2 separate regions of the Homo sapiens genome follow, and region 1 is linked to region 2. Evidence: read pairs that join two places in POLR2A ChIA-PET (ENCODE). Cell type or tissue: A673. All regions are shown on one strand. Links, peaks and the distances in the headings refer to the core of each region. The heading gives the core; the rest is flanking DNA.

What was found. Peaks named below come from ENCODE experiments on the same cell type or tissue, not always from the same donor. Only the 100,000 strongest peaks of a DNase experiment are listed, where the experiment ranks them.
Region 1: POLR2A ChIA-PET joins it to region 2 with 5 read pairs; 6 of 35 experiments call an interaction of 5 or more read pairs at or near these places.

Annotation. Positions count from the first base shown.
Region 1 is chr1:43,926,809-43,933,605 of GRCh38, reverse strand. It overlaps ST3GAL3 (ST3 beta-galactoside alpha-2,3-sialyltransferase 3), which reads right to left. Exons shown (of 12, transcript NM_006279.5): 12 at 2,447-3,474. The coding sequence ends at 3,385. Among named protein-coding and RNA genes, the nearest start is that of ARTN, 3.6 kb to the left of the region's middle. RefSeq lists enhancers at 364-413, 1,043-1,543, 2,729-2,788, 3,715-4,009. In A673, for the core only: CTCF peaks have their summits at 2,749 and 2,953 (motif pointing left); DNase peaks (open chromatin) are centred at 2,707 and 3,875; H3K27ac peaks cover 1,015 bases.
Region 2 is chr1:43,782,260-43,787,259 of GRCh38, reverse strand. All of the region lies in intron 2 of ST3GAL3 (ST3 beta-galactoside alpha-2,3-sialyltransferase 3), which reads right to left. Among named protein-coding and RNA genes, the nearest start is that of MIR6079, 54 kb to the left of the region's middle. RefSeq lists a silencer at 1,901-1,950. In A673, for the core only: no CTCF peak of the experiment used is centred there; no DNase peak of the experiment used is centred there.

The sequences.
Region 1 (6,797 bases), core at 1,798-6,797, 140 kb before region 2:
GGTTGGGAGGGGGGTAGATGCTGGGAGGGGCCCCTCGGATATGGAGAGTAGAGAACTCGAGCGGTGGAGAGGCACGGAAACCGGGAGTTGAGTTTGTAGACTCGCGAAGTAGAGAGCTGGGAGGCCGGGCCGAGGGCGGGAGAAAGTGAGTGAGGGCGGGGAGCGAGGGGTAAGCCGGTCCCTGCGTGGGGCGGCTGACTGCTGGTACGTGCAGATTTGGGGGTCCGGCTGTCTGCCCTGCAGCAGCTGCTCTCTGCTCCACCCGATTCTTCTCTCAGCGGCCAGTTCACCTGCCTTGTTGGGTTGCTTAGCCTCTGCGCAGCTTTCAGGATCTGACTCTGCTCTAGTCTCCCCACAGCTCACCTCCTGTGCTGCTTAGGGCTTGGAGTACGGACACACTTGCAAACACGGGAGTCACTGGGGCACAGCAGGGGCAGTGTTGGCAGAAGTGGGTACTGAGGGCTGAAGGCAGGGGTCACAGAGGAGGAACATCTGAGCTGAGTCTTGAAGTAGGTAGCTGGAGGGCAGCATTTCAGATGCCTAATTATGGCAATTTGGCAGGTGGGTTGAGGGCTGGGTGAGTAACATGGATGGAAAGATCCTAACACTGGGGACCATGGGAGGGTTTTGAGCAGAATGGTGTAATCAGACAGGCATTTTTTGTGGATGACTCTGGCTGTAGTAAAGAGGATGGGGTTGGAGAGAAAGGTGGAGGCTGCTGTGGAAAGAGGATGAGGTCTGATGCAGGGCATGAGGGGAGCGTGGGGCTGCCAGGCCCCAATCTGGAACACGCAATTTTGAAAATTCATTAGTGCCTGACTGGATAGGGTGAGGAGGTAGGTAGACCCTGCAAAAGTGTGCCTTTGGCGGGGTGACCTGGGGGAGGGGTACATCCCGGCTCCTGGGAGGAAAGGCAGGGGCTCATGAGTTCGGTGTTGGACATGTTGAGTTGGAAGGGCCTGTGGATTATCCAAGTGGAAATGTTCAGGAAGCCGGTGAATTTGTAGCCTGGAAGGAAGCAGAGAGAGCTGCGCTGGCAAAGGCAATTTGGGAATTGTCAACCAACTGGCAATTGGAAGCTGTGGTCAGGGATGAGAGTGCTGGGGATGTGTGTGGACCAGCTGTACCCTGGCTATGCTTCTGAACCACTAGGGACCTTTAAAAACTACCCACATCCGGGCCTCAACCCAGACCCAAATCAGACTTTCAGGGTGGACATGTGCAGTTTTCAAATTGCACAGGTGATTCTGGTGCATGGCCAGGGCTCAGAACCATAGCTGGTGTGAAAGTAGTTTTCCGCGGTGGTGAGGACTAGAAGTCAGACCACAGAGAACTGCTGCTGGAGGTGGTGGGGCTGCTGCAGGCGTGCCAGGAGCCCCCTGGGATAGGAGGCCAAGCAGGGAGCAGTCTGCTCTGTCACCTCCCACAACCGGCTGCTCAGTTGGGGCACCTGCCTTGGGGCTTTTTCAGCCAGGGACACCACTTATGGCCATTCAGCCTATGCCCTGTACAACTCCACGGGGCACCATCCAGGCAGGAACATGTGCATGGTAGTGGCCTTATTTCCGGTAGAAATGGAGGGGGTTTCTGGGTTGACCTGTCCCTCAGTCAGGGCCTCCCTTACCCCCCTAGCCCAGGAGGCTTCTGCCTAAGGCCGGCCACAGTGGGAAGGAGCATGTGGGAGGCTGCTGGTCCCTGGGATGGCCGGGACTCCAGCCTTAGGGCTCACCAGTGGGAGGGCAGCCCAGGGCTGCCTGGAGTCTTGGATTGGGGTGGGCAGGAGAGAGGAGCAGGAGCCGGCCACCCCACTTACTGCCTGCCACAGTGGCAGTGTGTGACAGAAAGCTCACTTCATGGCCTCAAGTGCAGGCGACAGTCTGGTCTGTCCATTCTCAGGCCTGCCTGGGGATGCTGGGGAAGAGAGGGATCAGACTCTAGGACTCTTAAGAAGGCGACGTGATATCTTTTCTAAAGTATGACAGAGGATACCTAGAGCAGGGCTGAAGGGAGAGGGTGTGCCTCTGTGCTAATGATTGGGGCTGGGGCATGTCCTTCCCAGAGGGACGGGAGTGTCAGTAGTAGGGTAGGTCTGTGAGCCTCTGCTTGCTGCAGGGGCTCAGCAGTATATCTTTCCTGTGCTTGCAGGAATATCTGTCCTTCCAGAGGTGGGGCTGTGGCACCCCAAGGCAATGTCCTAGGGCTCCAGTCCTGTGCCTCTGTCTCCTCTAAGAGTGTGCCCTGAAACCTCTGGTCTCAAAGCAAAGAGGATACAGGAGATGCTCCAGAGGCCTCTGGATGGCTACCTAGGTCCTGCATTGACACAAGAAGTGAAAGGGACCCAGGACTCTGTGGACTGGAGAGAGGGCCCGAGGGTTTGGCATAGTTGCTAAGGCTTTAGGTTCCTGTTTCTTCCAGGAAAGTCAGAGAAGGCAAAAAGAGGCCAGGCTCAGGGAAGAGCTTTATTGCTTCCATGGGGGTGGCCTGGGACGGCTGCCACAGCTTGGGTAAGCTCCTTGGGCCTCACTTCCCTTTGGTCCAGGCTAAAGGCAGAACCCAACCACCTGGCAGTCTTGTTGCTGAAACCTAGAACATGTGGCAAGTTGGTGAGTCCGGGCCTGCGGTAGTCCTATGGATCAGCTGCAGCTGTGGAGGGGAGCTCTTCCCAGCAGGCGGAGCTGGGCGTCACCCTCCTGAGCTTTAAAGTTCTTTCTGCTATAGCCCTGGGGCGGTCTTGTTGGCTCCGAAGGGATGGCTCCAGGGTTTCCCCATGGGACAGCTAGGGCTGGTGAGTGGGAATACCCCGCCTTCTCCCCAAGAAAGGCCAAACAGTGTCATGAGCTGGAGGGGGCTGGCTTGAGATCCTGCCCACCATCCTGTAGCCCCACAGCAAGGTACAGGCTGGTCCTGGCACTCCTGCCCCACAGGGAGCTAACAGGTAACACTGCCTGATGGGCCCTCTAGTGGGCCTCTTCCTGCATGGCAAGTGAACCCAACTTGACATCTCCAACCTTATTTAAAAATAAATTATCCCTACCCTCCCCCCTACCCAAATTCACAAAATGATAATACACCAAACACTGATTGGAGAAGTGATTCCGGCAGCAGCCTTGCTGCCCAGTGTCCCACCACCTGCATGCTGGGCCTGCTGGGCACAGCCAGGAGCCTGCTGGCCCTCTGGCATCAAGGACCCATGCTGAATGAGGCTGAGTGCTGGTCTCTGAGACTGGCTGCTGAGCAGGCACAGCTCTGGCTGCTCCACCAAGGCCTTGCTGCCCCTGGGGCCCTTGGCACCGTCCTTCTCTGGGTCTGAAGACTCCTGTGTAGGTGGTGCTGGCTGCTGCTCCTGGTGGTGCCTGGGCCTCTATGGCCATGTGCTGGGCCCACTCAGATGCCACTGCTTAGATCAGTGATGACGCGAGCTTTCACCAGCTTCCGCAGAAACTCTTTCTCTCGCTGGATATTGTGCGTCCAGGACTGAAAGGAGAGATGAAGTGATCAGTTGGGCCTTTGCTCAAACCTTTACTGCCCCTTCCAGGGCTCGGTGCCTTCTTCGTCACCACTCTCCAATACTCCGTGACTGTGGAAACCTGAAGGCAGATACTGGTAATCAGTTGTGTCTACACGGTAATGATGACCCTGCTCTAGGAGTGCCACAGCTCATCCTCCTCCCTTCCCAAGACAGGGAAAAAAGAACCTTCATACCCCTTTCCTCGTCCCAGGAAAACCGTTAAGCTTCCCAACCTCCCTCCTCAGTGCTGGCGGAAGGACCTTGTTCCCACAGACTTCAAGCCACTTCTTGTCATGAAGCACCTAGGTTATAGACACCCTGCGGGCAGGCAGTGTGAGTCACTGAAGTCCAACAGCAAGGGGTGGCTGAGTCACTCCCTGGCCTGATGCAATCTACTCTCCAGGCCTGGGGGCGGCGGATGAAATCCTGCCTCCCAGATCAGAGGAGCTATGGGGCCTGCGGAGAGATGGCAAATCTTTTTTAGAAAATTAAAAATAGGCCAGGCGCGGTGGCTCACGCCTGTAATCCCAGCACTTTGGGAGGCCGAGGCGGGTGGATCACGAGGTCAGGAGTTCAAACCAGCCTGACCAACATGGTGAAACCCTGTTTCTACTAAAAATACAAAAATTAGCTGGGTGTGATGGTAGCGCCTATAATCCCAGCTACTCAGGAGGCTGAGGCAGGAGAATCGCTTGAACCCGGGAGGCAGAGGTTGCAGTGAGCCGAGATCGCGCCACTGCACTCCAGCCTGGGCAACAGAGAGAGATTCTGTCTCAAAAAAAAAAAATAATAATTAAAACTAATTTTTTAATTGAAAGAATTGTACATATTTTTGGGGTAGAATGTGATGTTTTGATAGATGTATACATTGTGGAATAATTAAATCAAGCCAACCTCACCTACTTACCAATTTTTTATGGTGAGCACATTTGACTATAGTTAATAATAATGTCATATATTTCAAAATTACTAGAAGAGGCTTCTGGGGAAGACTGTACCTGGGATAGGGTCCTTTCCTAACCCCAGGACTCTCACCAGAAAACTTTGATGAAAAAGGCTTGATTTAATGAATGAAGGGCTGAATGACAGCAGCCTTATCAGAGTTTGTCCCCAAGTGACCTCTCTGTTGCGTTTGTCAGCATTGAGCTTCACCATAACTGTTTATTTTTTATCTATTTATTTATTTTTGAGACAGAGTTTCGCTCTTGTTGCCCAGGCTGGTGTGCAGTGGTGTGATCTCAGCTCACTGCAACCTCTGCCTCCCAGGTTCAAGCGATTCTCCTGCCTCAGCCACCTGAGTAGCTGGGACTACAGGAGTGCACCACCACACCCAGCTAATTTTGTATTTTTAGTAGAGATGGGGGTTTCACCATGTTGGTCAGGCTGGTTTTGAACTCCTGACCTCAGGTGATCCACCTGCCTCAGCCTCCCAAAGTGCTGGGATTACAGGCATGAGCCACCGTGCCCGGACCACCATAAATGTTTTTGTTTTTTTTTTCAGATGGTGTCTTGCTCTGTTGCCCAGGCTGGAGTGCAGTGGCACGATCTTGGCTCACTGCAACCTCCGCCCCCCGGGTTCAAGGGATTCTCCTGCCTCAGTCATCTGAGTAGCTGGAACTACAGGTGCCTGCCACCACACCTGGCTAATTTTTTGTATTTGTAGTAGAGATGGGGTTTCACCATGTTGGCCAGGATGGTCTCTATCTCCTGACCTTGTGATCCACCAGCCTCAGCCTCCCAAAGTGTTGGGATTACAGGTGTGAGCCATCGTGCCCGGCCAATAACTGTTAACAGCCACTATTTAGTGGTGCTGAGAAGTGAGCTGGATGCAGTGCCCTGTGCCTGTAGTCCCAACTACTTGGGAGGCTGAGGCAGGAGGATCACTTGAGCTTAGTCCACCTGGGCAACATATAGAAACCCCATCTTTTGAAAAATAATAAATAAATGAATTTTTTACAAAGAACTTATGGCTTGCTCTGTCTAGCCCTTATTCTGATCCAGTCAACCTTCTCCACCTTCCAAATCTTTTACATCTGAAACTCAGGTAGTCATCAGCCAAATTCCCGCAGTCATCAGCCAAATTCCCAATATTCCTCTTCTCTGAGCATTCCCTTCAACCTCTTGTGCTAATCACAAACCCAGCTGCCCTGAAGGAGAGTGCCCCCATACCCCCTCTCAAGTGGTGACCGTTTCTTCCCTCACATTCCACACTCCACAGCCTCTGAAGGCGGGAAGCGTCTTCCTTACACCCCGTTGTCCCTCAGACTCCCTAAAGCCCTCCGGCCCCTTCAAGGCTCCTGTCATTATACTCTGCCATCTGCACTTGCCCCTCCTCATTGCAGATCCCTGGGCGACTCATCCCCATTCTTTGAAGACTTAAGCATCTGGCTCACTGTCTCTCTTTGAGGGTAGGGACTGTTAGGCACAGAGTAGGTGCCTCAATATTTGTTGAATGAAATTAGGTTTTACAGGGAAAACAGAGACTTGGAGGAAAGACAAGGCCAGGATTCAAGCAGATGTGGAAACTCGTTTGCCTCTTTACTTATCCCTCGTCCTCATCACTCCTCTGGAGAAGTAGTAACGAATTTGATGGGTCAGGGTCAACAGCACCCACTAGGAGTCATTGAGGGTTAAAAGGTCAGCAGAGGACTGGACATTTGATGATATTAAGGAATTACTGTTCATGTTTTTAGGTGTAATAATTTAAAAAATAGTCCTTATCTTTTAGAGAAAATGAATGAAGTTTTTTGTTTTGGTTTGGTTTTTGTTTTTGAGATGGAGTTTTACTCTTGTTGCCCAGGCTGGAGTGCAATGGTGCGATCTTGGCTCACTACAACCTCTGCCTCCCGGGTTCAAGCAATTCTCCTGCCTCAGCCTCCTGAGTAGCTGGGATTACAGGCACGCACCACCACTGGCTAATTTGTATTTTTAGTAGAGACAGGATTTCGCCATGTTGGGCAGGCTAGTCTCGAACTCCCGACCTCAGGTGATCCACCTGCATCGGCCTCCCAAAGTGCTGAGATTACAGGCGTGAGCCACCACGCCCGGCCTGAATGAAGTATTTATGGTTGGAGGGATATATGGTATCTGAGACATGTTTGAATCAGTGGAGTGGGAGCATGAGACAAAGAAGAGATGGAACAATGTTGGCCGCCTGTTGATGCCTGTGGAAGGTGGGGGGCAGGAACGTGGGAGTTCATGATATTATCCTCTGTACTCGTAATATGCTTGACAATTTCCATCATAAAAAAGTAAACAAGAAAGTCAGCCCTGGGGTGTAGCTCTCTTG
Region 2 (5,000 bases), core at 1-5,000:
ATCCCAGGCTCCAGCTGTTCCTGGCTCCCAGGCCAGAGGCAGCCATGTGGCCTGCCATACAAGTGACCAAACTGAATTCCAGACCAAAGTACAGCACAGCCTTGCTGCACATGACTTTGTTCAATGAGGAAACCTAGAATTTACTGGCAATCTTTTATTATAGTCAGATGTTTCCTGTGTCTGGTTTCCGAAGTGGAATAAAAGGAATCTAAAGGGAGTATGAAGAAGAATAGGGCTCAGTCTTTCTGCCATTGGACAAGTTTCCAGAGCACAAATTATGCAGCAAATGAGCTACCTTTTGGGGTATACTTATCTTCAGCCAATTACCATGTGTAAGCCTGAGAGACGTAAAAATGAACTAAAAGAAAATTGTTCCCTCAAGTAGCTCACAACCTAACAGGTAAAATAAAAATACATATAAAGCTAAACACAAGACACAGCCGTGGGAAAAACAGTAACAAGGGAGATTTCACTGTTTATCAGTTTAACAGATGTTTACTGAGAAACTACGACACACTAGGCTTGAAAATACAGTGGTGAGTAAGAACAAAAATGTTCTTATTCTCAAGGAATTTTTGTTTTAGTCAGGGAGATACAAAACAACCAAACAAATGAAATGAACAAAATACTGAACAGTGATAAGCAGTACGAAGAATATTAAAGCATGTAACGGAGACCAAGGGTAGAGGTACAGGCAGTGTTAGACAGGGTGTTTCAGGAAGGCTTCTCTGAGGAGGTGGCACCCAGGCTGAGACCTGGAGACAGAAGCAAGCTAAGAAAAGATCAAGAGAAAGAGTTCCAGGCGGAAGGAAAAGCAAGCGCAGCAGCCCTGCTACATCTAAAGAAGAAGTCAGAAGGTCAGTGTTGCTGGCGCACAGAGCACAGAAAGCAGGAGGTGGGAAAACGAGGTCAGAGAGGAAGACAGGAGCCGCATCTGCAGGAGGGTGTACAGGCCGCAGAAAGATGTCTGTGTTCTATTTCATTAGCAATGAGAAGCCCTGCTTAAAACCCCGGGAGTAACAGAGTCGGATTTATATTTTTAAATATAAACTTGGGCCATTATGTGGGAACTAAATTGATTATTCTGGCAACTGAGTAAAAGGTAGATTAGGGGAGAGAGACTGAAGACAGGGAGATCAATAAGGAGGAGACTCATGCAACCCTCTGGGTGAGAACTGATGGTGGCCTGAACCGGGTCGATGGCAATGGGAATAGAGAAAAAAGGAGAAATGCCAAAAAAAAATGCTTAAAAGGGAAAACTTCAGGATGTAGTGACTGATGGGACATGAGTGAGACAGGAAGGGAAGAGAATGATATCTAGCTTGGGCTTGGGCAAATGGATGCTGACTGTTGCTTGATGGAAAGTAGGCTGCATCCTAACCACATGACCCTTCCTCCCCTCTGGCCACTGACAACTGGCCCATGGGCTCAAGGGAAGGTAATCCATAGACTCCTCATCCACCTAGAGGCAGATAGGGTCTCTCTTTTGGGAATTTAAATTGGGAAGTACAGACAGTTGGGGGATTGGTAGGAGACACAAGCAGACAAAGAAGTGTAGAGACTTGGATGCTGTAGGCTGCGCTAGATGCTGGGCCCTAGCGCCCACATTAGTGGCAGAGCATCAGAGCCAAGAGTCACAACCCTGCTGTTGAGGGCAGCAAGACAACTTTAGATTCAAAATGTTCTCCCTGTTCCAGTCTCTGTGAAAACCAGCTATCCCATGGATCATCTTTCCATGAGGCCTTGAGGTTTGGTTTTTCTTCAGTTCCCAGAAGGCCTTGCCTATAGTTAATACTCTTCATGTCTCTTGCTACATTGAAGCTGTCTGCAGTCTGAGCGGCCTCACCTCACCTTCCAGCACCATCCAGGCCTCTACCTTCTGGATGGCTGTGTGAGGTGAACCTGCCACCAGGCTGGATCTGAGCAACACATGTCTCCTCCACAGGGTCTGAAGCTCAGAAGCAGAGGCTCCACTTGGACCACAGCTCTCAACTTTCTTCTCCAATCTAGCTTTATGAAAGAGCCCTTAACTTGGGAGGTTTAGCAGTCTGTTAACAGAACTGATACCTCAATGTTCACGTCGCCACCTGTTTCTTGTTTTTTAGTCTCTCAACTGTTTAGATCCTGGAGGGATCTAACCCCCCCAGTCTTAGTCCCTCAATTTCTTCCCTCCCAACCCCAATCCCAAACAAAACCTGAGTAAATGAGATTCCTGCGGACAAACAGAGAAAAGAAAAGTCTGAGGAGAAAAAACATCATCATTAATTTAGGAGGATGTGATAATATGGACAAGAAAACAGTGAAATAATCAGAGACAGGAGTAGCAGGACAGAGAAAGCCAAAGGAGGTGAGAATTGATCACAAGGAGTATCCCAATGTGGCAAAGAGGCAGAAGAAGCTGATGGCTGAAAAGATAGCACAGAATTATTCACTGGGGAGCATCTGTAACTTCAGTGGAAACAATTTCTGTACAACAATTTGATGGCAAAGACTCAACTGTGAATGGAAGCTGTTGATGCAGTATACTTATGTCAAGAAGTTTCTCCTTAACTTTCATTAATTTAACTTACCAAACATATACAGAGTTCTTACTAAGCTCGAGAGACTGTATGAAAAGATCAGACATGGTATCTGACATCAAAGAGCTTTTGAACCATCAGAGAGATAATAGAGAGATTCAAATAACGATATTACAAGTCTCTAGAGAAGTTGCTATGGGAGTTTATTTTTACTTACTTATTTATTTATTTTGAGACAGAGTCTCGCTCTGTCACCCAGGCTGGAGTACAGTGGTGCGATCTCGGCTCACTGCAACCTCTGCCTCCCAGGTTCAAGCGATTCTCCTGCCTTAGCCTCCCAAGTAGCTGGGACTACAGGCATGTGCCACCACACTCGGCCAATTTTTGTATTTTTAGTACAGACGGGGTTTCACCATGTTGGCCAGGCTGGTCTCGAACTCCTGACCTCAAATGATCCACCCACCTCGGCCTCCCAAAGTGCTGGGATTACAGGCACGAGCCACCACGCCTGGCCTGTCGTTTAGATGCAAGGAGAATTTTTGGCTGGGAGAAACTGGGAAGATATGGAGGAGATAGTACTTAAGCTGGTATGAGATGACCTTATAGGACAGGCTGTACTGGTAGTGTGGGAACAGCTATGGAAAGGCACTGAAGCATGGAAAGTGAGGGGTGTGTGGTTTCAGGAAGGTAAAATCATACCTAACTAATTTAGTAGGGTTTCTTTCAGGAGGTAAAAATGCATGTGACTGAAAGGGAACCAGTCCATACAATCTATTTAGACCTTCATAAAAAGGCTTTGACACATCAAAGACTATTTTTAAAAAGTGAGTCACCATGAAATTGAGGAAGAAACTGCTATGTCATGCCAGGAGACAAAAGGTACCTGGGTGCAGATCAGGGGCAGGACATCCCCTAGGGCAACAGCGTTCACAGGGACATCAGGAAGTCTGGGAGTAGCTGGAATTCTACCAGCTGCTGCCCTCTAAGACTGCGGGGGGTGGGGGCAGTGTAAGGGTGGCACTGCTTACAAACCCCTGTGTGTACGACTCAAGCAGGTGGAATGAATATGGAACTAGGCATGTGCTGCTGAAACTGAGAGTAAGATGGTATATAAGGTTTGGAGCTCAGGGGATGGGAAAAGTTTTAGTACAGCTGCTCTAGAAACAGGAAAGGAAGCTGATAAAGGAAATGGAAAAGGCAATATTGCCAAGTACTGAATAGGGCACAGTCTGAAACTGGGAGATGAGTGTGATTCACCTTTCTATCGAGTCTCAAATGAAAGACAGCCCAATCAGAGACAAGATGGGCAGACTTGGTCAGAGCTTGGTATCAGTGGGACATTTTCAGGAGGACAAGGGGGTAAAGGCATGGAGGCTGCTACTGAAAGGAGCCAGCCTGGGTGAATAGGAATGGAAGGGAAGTCAGCCAGGGCTGAGCACTGGGAGAACAGGGAGGGCAGAAAGCCAGCAACCCAGAAGAGGTCGAGGGCAGGGACCTGCAGGTGGCATGGACCTGTGCAGCACAGCAGACAAGGCATGCGTTTGAACCAGGCCACCATGGTGCTAATCCGGGCTCCACTGTTTTTCCCACTATGTAACTTTGGGCAACCTACTTAAATCTTGCTGAGCCTTAATTTCCTCATCTGTAAAAAGAGTAACACAAAGTTCAAAATTTATCTGAGCCCCCTCAAACTAGATAGTATTAGAATCCCAAAGTGTTCAGATTTTAGGAAAGCAGCATACTGCACAAACCATATATTATTTAACATCCCCCTATGAGGTTTGGGGCAGCATCCTGTAATTAAATATTAATATTTCTTCTATGAAATGAATTTTTATGCTAAAAGGGACTATAAATACATTCATACCATTTCAGGTCAGATTTTACTGCCAAACGAATTTTGACACTGATCTTTTGAAAAAAAAATGTTTAAAGATGTTTCAAGTTCATATTTGCCATACTGGTGGACCATTAATAGAACCCACCTCATAAGGCCATGTCATGAGGATTAGATGTCCAAATTAACATAAAGCACTGAACACAGTGCCTGGCATGTAGTTAAGTCCTCAATACATGCTGCTGTTAGTGTTTTTATCATCAGCATCATCACCGTTGATGACAGTGTGGCTGAAGTAAAAGAGGGACTGATAAGTGGAGAGGAATATAGAGAGGGAGAAACAGTGAAAATAAGGCAGAAAAGCAGACCAGATGGGGTTTTGAATACCAAGTTAGGAGTCTGGATTTTATTGAGTAAAAGTAGACAGAGTAGAGAAAGACACTATATATTTTTCAGAAAATTAATGATATCAACAGATTTTTGCTTCAGGAAAACCATTCTAGCGGCAGTGTGTAAGACAGAGCGTAAGGAGGCTAAGACCTAGCAGGAGAGCTTTGTGGTAAGCCAGGTGACAGACAATGAGGGTCTCACGTGAGGCTGTTGGGGGCCGGATGAAATTCAAAGGGAGAATGGACAGGATTGGG